Linked DNA regions of Homo sapiens: regions 1, 2, 4 and 5 are each linked to region 3. The links are chromatin contacts, found by Hi-C or POLR2A ChIA-PET in ENCODE. All regions are on one chromosome and are shown on one strand. Each heading gives the region's core, a stretch centred on a gene start or an enhancer-like site at or near the end of the contact. The rest is flanking DNA. Distances are from core to core; before and after follow the strand shown.

The links. Hi-C counts contacts between places; a loop is a spot of excess contacts on that map. ChIA-PET counts read pairs that join two places held with the same protein, here RNA polymerase II (POLR2A). Pooled maps may share reads with other maps.
Region 1: a loop to region 3 is called in a map with no recorded cell type, with 7 times the contacts of the local background. The contact joins the enhancer-like site here to the promoter of EVL in region 3. A Hi-C loop is called at or near these places in 2 of 168 maps with a recorded cell type or tissue (naive thymus-derived CD4-positive, alpha-beta T cell and natural killer cell), 2 of 37 single-sample maps with no recorded cell type and 10 of 50 pooled maps. POLR2A ChIA-PET finds 5 or more read pairs at or near these places in 5 of 52 experiments (CD4-positive, alpha-beta T cell, CD4-positive, alpha-beta memory T cell, activated B cell and 2 more).
Region 2: a map with no recorded cell type shows a loop between it and region 3 (15-fold over the local background). The contact joins the enhancer-like site here to the promoter of EVL in region 3. A Hi-C loop is called at or near these places in 3 of 37 single-sample maps with no recorded cell type and 5 of 50 pooled maps.
Region 4: a loop to region 3 is called in a pooled map, with 4 times the contacts of the local background. The contact joins the promoter of LINC00239 here to the promoter of EVL in region 3. A Hi-C loop is called at or near these places in 1 of 168 maps with a recorded cell type or tissue (natural killer cell) and 4 of 50 pooled maps. POLR2A ChIA-PET finds 5 or more read pairs at or near these places in 1 of 52 experiments (naive thymus-derived CD8-positive, alpha-beta T cell).
Region 5: a map of natural killer cell shows a loop between it and region 3 (10-fold over the local background). The contact joins the enhancer-like site here to the promoter of EVL in region 3. A Hi-C loop is called at or near these places in 4 of 168 maps with a recorded cell type or tissue (CD8-positive, alpha-beta T cell, naive thymus-derived CD4-positive, alpha-beta T cell and natural killer cell), 4 of 37 single-sample maps with no recorded cell type and 13 of 50 pooled maps. POLR2A ChIA-PET finds 5 or more read pairs at or near these places in 9 of 52 experiments (CD4-positive, alpha-beta T cell, CD4-positive, alpha-beta memory T cell, OCI-LY7 and 5 more).

Annotation. Positions count from the first base shown.
Region 1 is chr14:101,834,875-101,837,574 of GRCh38, forward strand. All of the region lies in intron 3 of PPP2R5C (protein phosphatase 2 regulatory subunit B'gamma), which reads left to right. Among named protein-coding and RNA genes, the nearest start is that of PPP2R5C, 75 kb to the left of the region's middle. Within about 2 kb of position 1,342, at least 12 of the 41 ENCODE cell types and tissues checked have a DNase peak (open chromatin) inside an H3K27ac peak, as active enhancers do.
Region 2 is chr14:101,946,732-101,949,431 of GRCh38, forward strand. No RefSeq gene overlaps it. Among named protein-coding and RNA genes, the nearest start is that of DYNC1H1, 16 kb to the right of the region's middle. RefSeq lists enhancers at 869-1,530, 1,235-1,354, 1,655-1,844. Within about 2 kb of position 1,425, at least 33 of the 41 ENCODE cell types and tissues checked have a DNase peak (open chromatin) inside an H3K27ac peak, as active enhancers do.
Region 3 is chr14:100,064,120-100,066,819 of GRCh38, forward strand. It overlaps EVL (Enah/Vasp-like), which reads left to right and starts at 1,303. Exons shown (of 14, transcript NM_016337.3): 1 at 1,303-1,392. The coding sequence starts at 1,382. RefSeq lists enhancers at 777-826, 1,177-1,266, 1,317-1,396, 1,447-1,586, 1,967-2,046 and 1 more.
Region 4 is chr14:101,729,109-101,731,808 of GRCh38, forward strand. It overlaps LINC00239 (long intergenic non-protein coding RNA 239), which reads left to right and starts at 1,329. Exons shown (of 4, transcript NR_026774.1): 1 at 1,329-1,379; 2 at 2,249-2,360; 3 at 2,680-2,700. LINC02320 (long intergenic non-protein coding RNA 2320) reads right to left here and starts at 2,198. Exons shown (of 6, transcript NR_184269.1): 1 at 1,946-2,198. RefSeq lists enhancers at 1,764-2,700, 2,006-2,065.
Region 5 is chr14:101,818,414-101,821,113 of GRCh38, forward strand. The region is part of intron 3 of PPP2R5C (protein phosphatase 2 regulatory subunit B'gamma); the gene reads left to right. Among named protein-coding and RNA genes, the nearest start is that of PPP2R5C, 58 kb to the left of the region's middle. RefSeq lists an enhancer at 2,111-2,370. Within about 2 kb of position 1,303, at least 10 of the 41 ENCODE cell types and tissues checked have a DNase peak (open chromatin) inside an H3K27ac peak, as active enhancers do; they include CD4-positive, alpha-beta T cell, CD8-positive, alpha-beta T cell, OCI-LY7 and 1 more, where a contact is called at or near this core.

The DNA of each region.
Region 1 (2,700 bases), core at 92-2,591, 1.8 Mb after region 3:
TATATCCAGCTCGCTGGTGGGCCTGTGGCCACAGAGCCTCAGAAGAAGGTTAGAAGGTCTGGCCAGACTTTAGCTTTGCTCCACCTACTTGGCAGGGTCAAGCCTACTTGCCAGTGGCTTGGAGAAGTGTTTTGTTTTGTTTTGTTTACTTTTTAGGAGTGTATTCAAAGCACATTCACAGTAAGGAAAAAAAAAATGCAGCCTGTGTCTTCAGGGACTGGGAGTCTCTGATTCCAGCACAGCCGACTGTCCAGCAACCCCAGAATTGGTAGGCTGGACACTGGGCTGCTCCTCATGGCGGTGGGAGCATGGGCTGCTCAGCTGGGGCCATCCAAGGAAGCAAAGATGTGGTGCTGTCCTGTGGCTGGGGGAGCAGGATGAATTGGGATAAGGGAAGCCCAGGGCAGGGTGTTGGCACAGAGCTGGGAGGTGCATTACACCGAGGAACTGACGTGGCCTAAACTCCACAGTGACTTCCACCTGGGATCACAGTTTACAGTCAGCTGAGTGCTCAAGAGAACTCAGTAGAGGGGAATGTTGATGATTCAGGTATTTGGTTGGTGATCATGTTATCAAGTCAGACTTGCAGTTAAGGTAGTGTCCCAGACGTTTGTTCAGAGGGCTCCTTCCCACTTGTCATCTGTAATACTGGCTAATGGGAAACCTGGCCCATGTCAAATTTGTATTAGGAACCATTGATTTCAATTCACGGGCTTTTTCCATTGAGGAATTTAAAGGTCTTAGAAGTAATATTCTTGTTAAGGCATCTGAGGTCTCCCGGGGGACAGACACAGTCTTCATCTTGAGCAGGAACGGTGAGACCACTCTTCTCCCTGTAAGGGACCAGTAGCATGTGTGGGACCACGCCGCCTGCACAGCCGTCCCCTCACGGGGTGCCTCTTGCCCTTGCAGATCACCAGGTGCTCCGAGCTGCCCTGCCTGGGCTCAGGCATCAGCACGGTCCCATCTGAGCGTCGCCTTAACCTCTCTGTAGACCTCTGTCCTTGTCTATCTAATGGGGATGATGGTAGCCCCTCTGTGTGTTCTTACTAGGATTAGTGGGCTGGGAAAAGTTACAGTAATATATTACCAGCATGTAGAAAATACCCAATAATGATGAACTATTAGTATTCCTTAAAAGAATTAAAAGTGAAAATAGTAGGAAACACTAGTAAGATAAAATACAATGGGAAATTAAATTTTTTTAATTACTTAAGGAAATTCCTCAATCCACAAGCAACAATAAATAAGAAACTGAGATTTCCTAGCAGCTGAAAGGTTTTTTTTTTTGCAGTTGAGGCTGTGAAGCTGGGCAGGGTTTCAGCTGAGCTGAGGTTGGAAGTCCCTGACCTTCAGCTGTGGCCGCCTACGGAGCAGCAGGGAGAGCAAACCCATGGAGAACCCCGCGGCCCCCAAAGCATGGACGGAGCTGCCAGCCTTCTCCCCTGCCCTTCTTCCTCTACTCCCGACCTGCCAGCCTTCTCCCCTGCCCTTCTGCCTCTACTCCCGACCTGCCAACCTTAGCCTAAAATCAGAGCTGCTAGAATCACACACACTGTCGTAGCTGGTTTTGTATTGTAAATGAGTCATTCTGTTATTTTGGAAACTTATGTCTCATGCCAGGATCTGCAGATAGTTCTTTTTCAAAATATTGTTTAGACAAAATAAATTTCTTTAAATATAATATCTCTACTTTAAATGCCTGGGGTGTTGCATGCATTTTTCTAGGCTAGCAAAGCTTAAAGATTATTTCTATAATTTCAGTTACATTTACCTTTATAGATGGGTTACTCTAAGTAACAAATTAAACACACATGGATCTTCTAACTTTGGCTTTAAATCCTAAGAAGAGATAGGTAATATATAAAAGAGTATTAAAAAGAAATGGAGAGTAAAGGTATATGTCGGGCAGATGCAGTAGAAAAGCAAGGGTCATGACGTCAATGCTGGGCAAAGCTAAATTGTGAAGACAAAACAATAATGAAACAGGGTTATTCATCACGCTAAAGCGTACAGTCCATAGGATGATATAACTACCATGAATTTGGCCTAAATGATTGAACATTGAAACACATAAAGCGAGAACTGTAGGGGATTAAAGACAAAATCAGTGAGTGCAGTGCTGGTGGGAGAGGCGCCTGGACTTCTTGGCCCCTCACAGGTCATGTGGTAGACATAAGTTGTTATTACTGTGAGCCAGTAGAGACTTTCAGGTTTGATGGCTGGAAAACAAATGCTCATTTTATAAGTTTTTTTTTGTTTTGTGTTTTGTTTTGTTTTGTTTTTGAGACGGAGTTTCACTCTTGTTGCCCAGGCTGGAGTGCAGTGGTGCGATCTCGGCTCACCGCAACCTCCGCCCCTTGGGTTCAAGCGATTCTCCTGCCTCAGCCTCCCAAGTAGCTGGGATTACAGTCATGCACCACCACGCCCAGCTCATTTTGTATTTTTTTTTAGTAGAGATGGGGTTTCTCCATGTCAGTCAGGCTAGTCCTCAACTCCCGATCTCAGGTGATCCGCCCACCTCAGCCTCCCAAAGTGCTGGGATTACAGGCGTGAGCCACCGTGCCCGACCCTCATGGTATAAGTTTTTAAACTTAATATATACTAGCTTACAGAGGAAACCGATGTGATTTCCAAAAATTTGAAATAATTAGAAACCTTATTCTCACATTATAATGCAATAAAAATAGAAATAAACAC
Region 2 (2,700 bases), core at 175-2,674, 1.9 Mb after region 3:
TCCCCCGCTAGATCGTGAGCTCTGTGGGAACATTGCCCAGGCTTGTCTTGTTCACCAACGTGCTTCCAGTGCCTGGCACTGTGCTCAACCCCTCCACGCCCTCGCTCAAACTCAATCGATGTTTGATAGAAAGATGAAGAGAGATTTGTTCGGTCAGAGAGAACAGCATGATGACAGAAGGAAGGCGTACAATCAAAAGCTGTGTGCAGGGCCAGGAGCGGTGGCTCACGTACTCCCAGCACTTTGGAAGGCCTAGGCGGGAGGATCACTTGAGCTCAGGAATTCAAGACCACCCTGGGCAACATGGCGAAACCCCGTCTCTACAAAAAATACAAAAACTAGGCCGGGCGCAGTGGCTCGCGCCTGTAATCCCAGCACTTTTAGGAGGCCGAGGCAGTCAGGAGTTCGAGACCAGCCTGGCCAACATGGTGAAACCCCGTTTCTACTAAAAATACAAAAATTAGCCGGGTGTGGTGGCGAGCGCCTATAATCCCAGCTACTCGGGAGGCTGAGGCAGGAAAATCGCTTGAACCTGGGAGGCGGAGGTTGCAGTAAGCCGAGATGGCGCCACTGCACTCCAGCCTGGGCGACAGAGCAAGACTCCGTCTCAAGAAAAAAAAAAAAAGAAAAAAACCACTAGCCGGGCGTGGTGACGCAGGCCTGTAGTCCCAGCTGTTCGGGAGGCTGAGGCAGGAGGGTCGCTTGAGCCCGTGAGCCGAGATCGCGCCACTGCACTCCAGCCTGGGCGACAGAGCGAGACCCTGTCTCAAAAATTAAATAAATAAATAAATAAATAAATAAAGGTGTGTGCAGGTAACAGCAAGTAGTCTTAAAAGAGTAGACCGAGGTGTGTGCAGAGGGCAACAGTTGGGATATTTGCCTCTGTCTAATTAGCACCTTTGGACATTTGCGTCAGGCTCTGTGCTGACAAAGAGCGCACTGACGACCACAGTAGGGCCCTGCCAGTCCTGTGATGGCACCCAGCATTTAAGTGTGACAGAAGCCACCCACAACAAGCTACATACTGCATATAATTTAAGGGGGTCACGGCCCCGGAAGCCCAGCCATGGACCACGGTTTAAGTACCCCTAGTCCAGCTGGAACAATAAACATGAAATGAGTGCCTGGCTTGGAATGCAAGCCAGGCCGTGACAGAAATGAGGAAGGAGCCGATGGTTTCAGAGGCTGTCGCGAGGAGAGGGCCTTAGAGGCAGGCGGGGGACGACAGCGGACCTAAACTTCTGGGCCCAGGAGAAGTTCGTTCTTTCCTCCAGGATACCTGGAGCCGAGTGCAGGATCTCAGCGAGAAATGCCCCAATCTCAAGGGCGGCACCGAGAGGTGACGCAAGCGGCGCGCGAGGTTGCGTCAATGCAGGACCGCCCCGCCTCCGGCCTGTGCATTGTGGGACCTAAGGGCACCTGTCAGACGCCCAATCTCGCGAGTGAGCGAGATTCACGCGGAACGCAGAGGTGAGAACGGGGAAGGCCCTCCTCAGCAGGAGTCCCGCCCCCTGAAGGGCATGGGCCAATCACAATGCCTCTCCTTCCTGGCCGCTGGGATTGGTCCGAGGGTGCACATGACCGGACTGCGGGACATGTGACCGTGCCGATCTAGGTCGTGTGACCCGTCTGGTGTAGTCCTGGAACAAGGGTTTTGCTGCGGAGGGAAACGGCCAGAGACCTCGATCTAAGACCGGGGTTTGGAGACTGGCGGGCCTCGGAACAGCAGAGCTAGCGGACTTCCGGTCTGGCCCTCTGCTCACGGCCGAGGGCAAGGCGGGTTAGGTCACTTGCTGAGGAAAGAGCTCAATATGTCACGTGTTCCTCTCCCAATGACGTGGACCTCAGTTCCCTCTCCAGTGAAGTGGGCACAGTGTTGCCCGAAAAAGGGTGCTCTGGGGCTTGCCTGAGACGGGACGCGTGGAAATGCCCTGCCGAATATGAATGGGGCGATGGCCTCGCGGGACGGAGCAGCCCAGGAAAGCTGACCGTGGGCTGGGTTGTGGAGCGGAGCCCCAGGGCCTCGGCTGACTTAGCGGCCAGTCGTACATAGTGGGTATGCGGCGGGCCCGACGCCAGTCGTTGTGGACCACTGACTTGTAATCTTTACGACCTCAGTGAGGGTCAGAAGTGTCCGCGAGCCCTGTAGGCGAGGAGAGGCCTGGCTGAGGGCGCACAGCCTGGAAGGGGAGAAACTAGAGCTGGACTCTGCTTGACCCACAGACCCTCCGCCAGGTTGCCTTTGCGAGGCAAGAAGCGAAGGTTGGCGAGCCAGCTGGGAGTACCCACCCCCTCCATGCCTGGTGGAGTCACCCAAGCCCCAGCGACACCCCGGCCTGCCCAAGGTACTGGTGACCCTGGAGGCCGGGGCCCTGGCTTCTCAGTCAGGGTCTCCTCCCCATGGCGGCAGAGCTGTCTGGCGTTTTGAGCCCTTTACACCAGGGGCAAGAGGGCTGCAGGCCAGAGCCAGCAAAAGAGAAGAAGCAGAGGGAATGAGAAACCTAGAAGGTGGAACGGGAAGGAGGGAGTGAAATGGGCAAAGGCCTCCAAAAAAAACAACTTCCGCCTCCTAAGTTTAGTGCATTTAACTCTATAAATATCTATTGAACACCTACTGGATGCCAGGCACTTTTCTAGGCACTGGGCAGCTAGCATTAAACAGAAGGCAGAAACCCCTGCCTTCAACAAAATCTATGCTGT
Region 3 (2,700 bases), core at 53-2,552:
CTTTTAAAATGCATTTTTAGCATTCAAAGTGCATTCATCTCTCCAATTAGAACTGATACTTCTTTTGTACTGTACTCTGTACAGCTGTTTTTCACTATATCAATAATATTTTAATGGATCTATTAAATATTTGCTAACATTATCAACCTCTTCTTTTCTAAACCATAAAAGTCCTTTAAGGACAAGTACAGTCGTTCTCAATTTTTTGTCTGTGATTTCTAACACAGTGCATGCTTCTTAGTGAGTTCTCAGTAGATTTTGAAAGAAAGATTGGACTGGATCTTACCTTCATGAGAACCCTGTGGAGATAGGCAAAATAAGTATAACCCCATTTTACAGTTGAGGCCACCCACTTAATAAACAAGTGACAAAGCCAAGTTTCCAGTATTCCTCAAGTGTTTTCCTTTCAGGCTCTAAATTGCTGACTTAAATGTCATCATTAGAGAGAGTTGTCTCCTCGGTAGAAGTACAAATTTTGTTCCAGAGTCAAATATGAAGACTTGATCAGTGGCCTGGCGCGGTGGCTCACGCCTGTAATCTCAGCACTTTGGGAGGCCAAGGCAGGCGGATCACCTGAGGTCGGGAGTTCGTGACCAGCCTGACCAACATGGAGAAACCCCGTCTCTACTAAAAATACAAAATTAGCTGGGCATGGTGGCACATGCCTATAATCCCAGCTACTCAGGAGGCTGAGGCAGGAGAATCGCTTGAACCCAGGAAGCTGTGGTGGCGGTGAGCCAAGATCGTGCCATTGCACTCCAGCCTGGGTGACAGGAGTGTGAAACTCTGTCTCAAAAAAGAAAAAAAGACTTGATCAGCTTATAGCCTTTATCATCTAGTCTTCTATTCTCTGGAGAGTCAGTGGGGACTCTTCCGAGTTCTTGTAGCCTTTTCTTAAGGCCTATAGGAAGTCATCTGTGCTGAGCCTGCACTTTCTATAACAGATGGAAAACTGAAGCTCAGACATCTTAAGTGGCATTGACTTAGACTATAGAGCTAGTTAGTGGGGGGCCAGCACCATGACCTGGCCCCTACCTCCAGCAGGCTTCACCCACCCTTGCACCCTTGCAGGAAGCACTTAGAGGCTTGAGGTTGCCAGCTGTGGGGGGTTGGGCCTGTGCAGTGCCTCTCAGCCGCCCACGCTGGTGGGGCTCTGCAGTGTTAGCTTCTTGTTTCTCTATTTTCTACCTAGGTTTCAGTTTTTCACTTGGGTTTGTTTCCCCTTTGTCTCTGGTTCAGCTTCCTTTTCCTGTTTGGTTTTAAGTAGGCTATAAAAATCAAGTTGCTGTCTTCAGAGGGTCTGTGGTCCTCTGATCAACATAGGCTGGTGGGAGTACAGGACTCGCCTCCTCAGGGTTCCCTGTGCTGCCACTTTTCAGCCATGGCCACAAGGTGAGTATTGGAACCAGTGCAGGGGACAGAGGGATGTCAAGAGGAAACCTAGAATCTTAACGGTGAATGGGCTGTAGAAATTATCTCAGGTCCCCTTAGTATACTGATCGAGAAGTCCATGACCAGAGGGCAGGGGGCTTACATGAGGTTACACAGCAGGTTAGTGACAGTCTGCTCCCTCTCTAGCCGCTGGTCTTTCCATTACACAGGCCTGTGTCTCTTGATGCCTGTGACCTTTAATGGCTTCTGAGTCAAGGACTTACTTAGAAATTAGCACCTGCCTCTCATTATAGGGAGGAGGGTCTGAGCCATCTAGGGGAATTGTTGTTTAGCTCAGAGGTACATTTGGTGAGTCCTGGCCCTTCTCTCTAGAATGACCCGAGACTGGTTGTTTTTTCTAAATATAGGCAGAGAGGGTTCTTTTTATGATAGGAACTTCATGAACTTAATAGCAAGAGTCCTGACCCTCCACTTGAGAGACTTGTGGACTTAGGCTATTGCTGTTGAGCACATGTGTGAATACCAGCCAGTCTACAAACCGCACTCCTCATTGAGATTGTTCTCTCTAAAGGTGAGATTACATTTTGGACCTGCCTCTCCCCTGCCCTACAACTCTGAAAGATTATAGATGATAGGACAGACAGACTTTTATCCTGTGGGGTTTGGGGCATTTGTTTGATTGACTCATGACAGCTTTGTTTTTTAGCATAAAGTAACAATCCCTCACTTTGAAAATTATTTCACAATTTCCAAAGTGCCATTTCGCCAGTTTTCTTATTTGAATCTTTTAGCCGTGTTAGATTGATGAGAACGCTGTCATCACTCCTGTTTCGTAGCTGAGAAAACCTCTGAAAAGTTGTGGGGTTTGTCCAAGGTCACATGGCAGGTTGGGGAAGGAATGGAACCAGGGTTTAACGAGGTTGGCCTCATCCGGTGGTTTTCGCAGCACGCTACACAGGCACAGAAGCAGCTTGCAGTGAGTTGTTAAAATTGACGTGGTGATAGGTAGAACTTGTCCAGGGCTGCTTATTTTCCAGTTGGCTTTATTTCTGATCCTGTCATTTTAGTAACTTTCCTTTAACTTTAGAGGACTCGTGAGTGGAGCTTTAGAAAACAGAATGCTTTTCATTTCAAAGGCATATCAACTTCCAAAGTCATTTTCAGTTGTAAATTACATTGTGAAAACTTCTAGCAGCTTATTCTACCGTGTCAATTACTAATTGCAGAAAATTATATCAAAAGTAAATGAGGCACAGCAATTTCTTTTTCAATTTTAAAATCGTAGAAATCCTAGAAATTTCCATCTTG
Region 4 (2,700 bases), core at 79-2,578, 1.7 Mb after region 3:
TATTTGCCTCCTACCACCACATTGAAGCCCTCCAGTGGCTTCCCTATTTCATTTGGGATAAAATCCAAAGTCTTGGCCAGGTGCGGTGGCTCATGCCTGTAATCCCAACACTTTGGGAGGCCAAGGTGGGCAGATCACTTAAGCTCAGGAGTTCAAGACCAGCCTGGGCAACATGGTGAAACCCCATCTCTACAAAAAGTACAAAAATTAGCCATGTGTAGGGGCGCATGGCTGTAATCCCAACTACTTGAGGTGCTGAGGCAGGAGGATTGCGTGAACTTGGGAGGTCGAGGCTGTAGTGAGCCAAGATCATGCCACTGCACTCCAGCATGGGTGACAGAGCGAGACCTTGTCTCAAAAAAGAAAAATAAAGCCAGAGTCTTCGCAGTGCCCACAAGACCCTACGTGACCTGATCTCCCATGACTCATTGCTCCTCGACAGCCACCACTCCGTTCCATGGAGTAGCCCAGGCCAACTGCTCTGCAGCCAAACTCAGGGAAACTTGGAGAACATGTGTGGACCAGAGGACCCCTTCCTCCTGGCTACCAAAAGAACCCCCAAATCCTGCAGCCCACCAGCTGTGTGCCCAGACACAATCTGGAGTAGAGGAGTAGACAGTGGCAGCCATCAGAAGCCCCACTGGCCAAACACTTCAGCCTCAGAATGCTGAGCTGCTCAAAGAACTGGTTAAATGTTTGTATTAGACCAAGGTTACTAGAATGGATGTTTCTCCCCATTGTATTACCCAGCAGAGAGTACCTTTCAAGAAAGATCAGATTAATTAAGTAGGAAAATGAAGACACTCTATTTTCTTTGCACATCTGATGTATTGTGAGTGATTTTGTGACCCTGCTACGTGCACGCATATGCACAGAAAAAAAATATCTTAGAATGTAGACCAAAATATTAACAGTGGTTATGGATGAGTGATGGATGAGTGAACTAACTATAGATTTGGAAGGATATTGTCTGTTTTAAAAGAAAATGAACACTTTCACTCCCAAACAAGACGGAATGTAGAGACTGGATTTCCTCTCCTGCCTGAAAAAGTCAAAATAAATTGGACCAAATATATAAAACAAGAGTTCTCAAGACACTGGATGATATGGTTTTGCTATGTCCCCACCCAAATCTCATCTTGAATTGTAGCTCCCATAATTCCCATGTGTTGTGGGAGGGACCTGGTGGGAGATATTTGAATCATGGGGGTGGTTTCCCCCATACTGTTCTCGTGGTAGTGAACAAGTCTCACGAGATCTGATGGTTTTATAAGGGGTTTCCCTCTCCACTTGGTTCCATTCTCTCTTGTCCACCACCATATAAGATGTGCCTTTCACCTTCTGCCATGATTGTAAGGCTTCCCCAGGCCCGTGGAACTGTGAGTCCATTAAACCTATTAAACCTGTTTTTCCTTATAATTTACCCAGTCTCGGGTATGTCTTTATCAGCAGCATGAGGACAGACTAATACACTGGATATCAGGTAACTAGGCACAATGATTTCTGAGAATGTGGAAAATAAAGTGAGCCTGCAATTAACCCAGCTTCCTTTCTTGAGAGGGTTTCCAAGCTACAGTATGGACAAGGGTACCCAGGTGGGGCCTGGCAGGCTCTTCGAGTTGGGAAGACAGAGCTGAGAGTCCAGGGAGACTCTGGTCACAGGTAGGGGCAGGGGGGTGATGCTGAGAGCCCCTGGGGCATGCCTGCCCTCTACAAAGCTCGTGGTTGAATGCAGGGAGGTGGTCTGGGGGTGGACTTGGGCAATGGGGAGGCTGCATGGGTTAGAGCCAAGCTCTCCCCTCTTCCAGTCTGTCTGGGCCTCTGCAGCTCCCGGTAACTTTGCACTGATTCCAGAGACAGTGATTGCTCAGGTACCCAGGTCTGGGTGTAATTAAAAAAAAAACAAAACAACAACAACAACAACAACAACAACAAAAAACCAAACCTGGCTCTTGGTGCTTTCAGAGATGGCTCAGAGCAGGAATTCTCTAGCTTTGGGGTGCATCCTCAGAGGTGGGGGGGGGCTTGCTGAAAAGACAGGTGTATGGTCCCACCTCAGGCCTGCTGAACAGAAGCTCTGGAGCAGGCTCAGGAGTTTCTTTTCTAACAGGCTCCCCGAGAGATCCTAGCAAATGTTTGCACAACACTCACTTGGAAGCTATGTGACCAAAACCATGATCACAGGGTTGTCCCTGAACACGGTGGGGAAATAACCTCTCCCTTAAATCTCCCCTGCGTGGTGACTTAGGGGAGGAGCCGGAAGAGAGCAGTGCTTCACAATAAAAGGAAGAATTGCTTGAACGGAGGCGTTTCAGGCATGAGTCACAGGCCGGGTGTGGAAGAGGAAAGTGTGAAGCAAGGTAGGCTTCCCAGCACCCCTCCATGCACAGCAGGGGCTGGCCAGCCTCAGCCAGGCCAGATGGAGCCCTGGAGGGTGGGGCTGGCTGCCCAGCTAGAGTGTCTCCTTTTACTTCCAGCAGGAAAAAAAGGCCTCCTGTCAATAGCAGAATCATCTACGTTTTCCCTGCCTTCCTCACTTAAATGCTTTCGAGGAGTGGGAGGAAGAAATTGGAGGCTGGAATGAATACCCTTTGCCCTCCTCTGAAAGCAGCCTGGGAGGGGTGACGGGGTGTAGGAGCAGAGACTTCAAGTGGCCCCCACCTGCCAAACCATTCTCAGGGACAGGTACCAGCTGGGATG
Region 5 (2,700 bases), core at 53-2,552, 1.8 Mb after region 3:
TCACCTGAGGTCAGGAGTTCAAGACCAGCCTGGCCAACATGGTGAAACCCCATCTCTACTAAAAATACAAAAATTAGCCAGCGTGGTGGCGGGTGCCTGTAATCCCAGCTACTAGGGAGGTTGAGGCAGGAGAATCACTTAAACCTGGAGACGGAGGTTGCAGTGAGCCGAGATCACGCCACTGCACACCAGCCTGGGCAGCAGAGTGAGACTCTGTCTCAAAAAAAAAAAAAAAAGTGAGCAATATCTGTGGTTAATCTCAAATAGGGTGGCTTTCCGTGTCATTTCCCTTTAGTTGTTTTTAAATGCAGATGTTGCTTTAATTAAATAATATTTGAAATAAGTGGGGTCCCAACTATAACCTTATATCTTATTGTTTTTAAATGTTGATATTTTGGTGTTTTCAGTAGAATTTGAGCTGTTAACAGTGATTAGGTTTTTTCAGTTTGTCATCGATGTATGTGACCTCGTTATAATACACATGGATTTTTGTCTGCTGGTTGTGTTACTCATGAGCAATGTGTTCTAATTATGGTATTTTAACTTATAACTTATGAAAAAGTTATGTTTCACTCTAGGGAACAAGTCCTGAAGAACCCTCAAGCCCTAAAGTACCACCTCCACTTCTTCCTGAGTTGCTGGTTCTTATTTTTGGTGGGCTTCAAGGAAGAGGTGGGTGGTGAGGGTGTCTGTATATGTGTGTTTACATTTGTAGACAGTTTCTGTACATGTATAATTAGGAATGGGTTGTCGGTTTTGGTTTTTTTCCCAGCTTTATGTAATTGGTCAGACTTCTCAAAGGGGGGTAGCACTTGATAATCGCTCTCTTGGAACTCTGAAGCCTTTGCATGGAGCAGTGTTCACCCTGGGCAGCCTGTGGCCCCTGGGGTCACAGAGCTGCTTTCCAGGGGGTTTGCAAGGCCGTCACTGCCTCATAAGATTACCAAGATCTAATTTACCTCTCACTGTGTGGACGTTTGCCCTGGTGGTGCAAAGGCAATGGTGAGGAATATGGCGCCTTTCTTTCATCGAGCAGGACAGCGGTGTTCAGCTAGCAACACACCAGTCTGACCCAAGAATGTCCTCGATAAAGCATGAAGTTACTGGTTTTTTAAGTCTCAACTCTTTTGTATACCTTTTTAATTTTGTTTTTGTTTGGGTTTGTTTTTAGTTTTGTTTTTGTTTGGGTTTGTTTTTAGTTTTGTTTTTGTTTGGGTTTGTTTTTGTTTGGTTTTTTGGTTGCTCAGGCTGGAGTGCAATGGCGCAATCACAGCTCACTGCAGCCTCAACCTCCCCAGCTCGAGCATTCCGCCCACCGCAGCATCCTGTGTAGCTGGGACTACAGGCAAGCACCACCACACCCAGCGTGGTTTTTTGTTGTTGTTGTTTTGGTAGAGCTGGGGTCTCACTGGGTTGCTCAGGCTGGTCTCAAACCCCTGGGCTCAAATGATCCTCCTGCTTTGGCCTCCCAGAGTGCTGGGATTAGAGGCGTGAGCCACCGCACCCAGCCTCCTTTTTAATTTTGCGTGACGAAATGCAGAGTTCACATGAAGCCGTTCTAGCATGCTGGAGTGTGATGGCCGTCTCGAAGAAAAGCGCCCATGTGATGTGTGAGTTATGAGCCAAAATAGCCACTTTTTCCAGGAACTTTAAATTATGAGAATAGTAATGTAAAATCATTTTTACTTGACAGAACAAAAAGCAGACAAACTGTGGATATTAAGACTTAAATATTTGGCTGATATTTTCTAGAAAATCTATGAAGTGAGCTTATCAATTGAGGGGAAAACAACTGCGACACTGTTTTTGGCCCATGGTAAAATTTGAGCTTTCAAGAAAAATTTGAACTTTGGAGAACTTTTATCTGCCAGTGTAAATGTGGCAGCTCCCAGTGCCACAGACTCTTCTGCTGAGAGGGGTGGTGACATTAGCAAGTGGGGTTTCTTGATGTATACGGTGGAAGGTCACACACCACATGCAGCAGTGTGTTCTCAGTGACCAACGAACGATGCTACAAACAAGCGTGGGTGAAGAGCCACCAAAGTGTAAGACACACTGCCGGGTGTTCATGTAACTGACAGGTTCATCAACATGGTTTCAGATTCCTCATTGCAACTAATCTTTAAGGAACTATCACTTGTTGAATTTTAGCATAGGCAAAGAAGAACATCGGCAATTTTTTGAGAAGCATTGAAACCTCCCTTTTCCCACCAGACGTGTCTGTCTGAGCCTGGGGTGTTTCTTTACATATACTTGAACCAGAATAGCATATCACAGCAAGTTGAACACAGAAGCATGTCGGCAGATCCGCCTGTCTTCTGTTGAGTATTGAAGATACATGCAAAAATGTACAACATGGCCATTTTCTCGCTGGTTTCTTTTTGAAAATAAGGTTATTTTCATAAAATATTACTTAACATGAAGTGAACCTATTGCTAATTTAATGAATAAGTAAATATTTTTAAAATTTTCAAGTATGGTCAGTATCAATGGATATAACCCCCATAATCAAAGCTCTTTAGGGTTCTCCATACTTTCTAAGAATGTAAATAGGTCTTGACACCAAAAAAATGGAAAACACGTGGACTTGGAAGTTTTTCTCGAATGGGCTGGATGTGACCCTGACCCTGTTTTTACCAAGCCTCCTTGGTTTTTTCCCTCTTTTCTCTAAAAAAAAAAATAAAATAAAAATAAAAATAA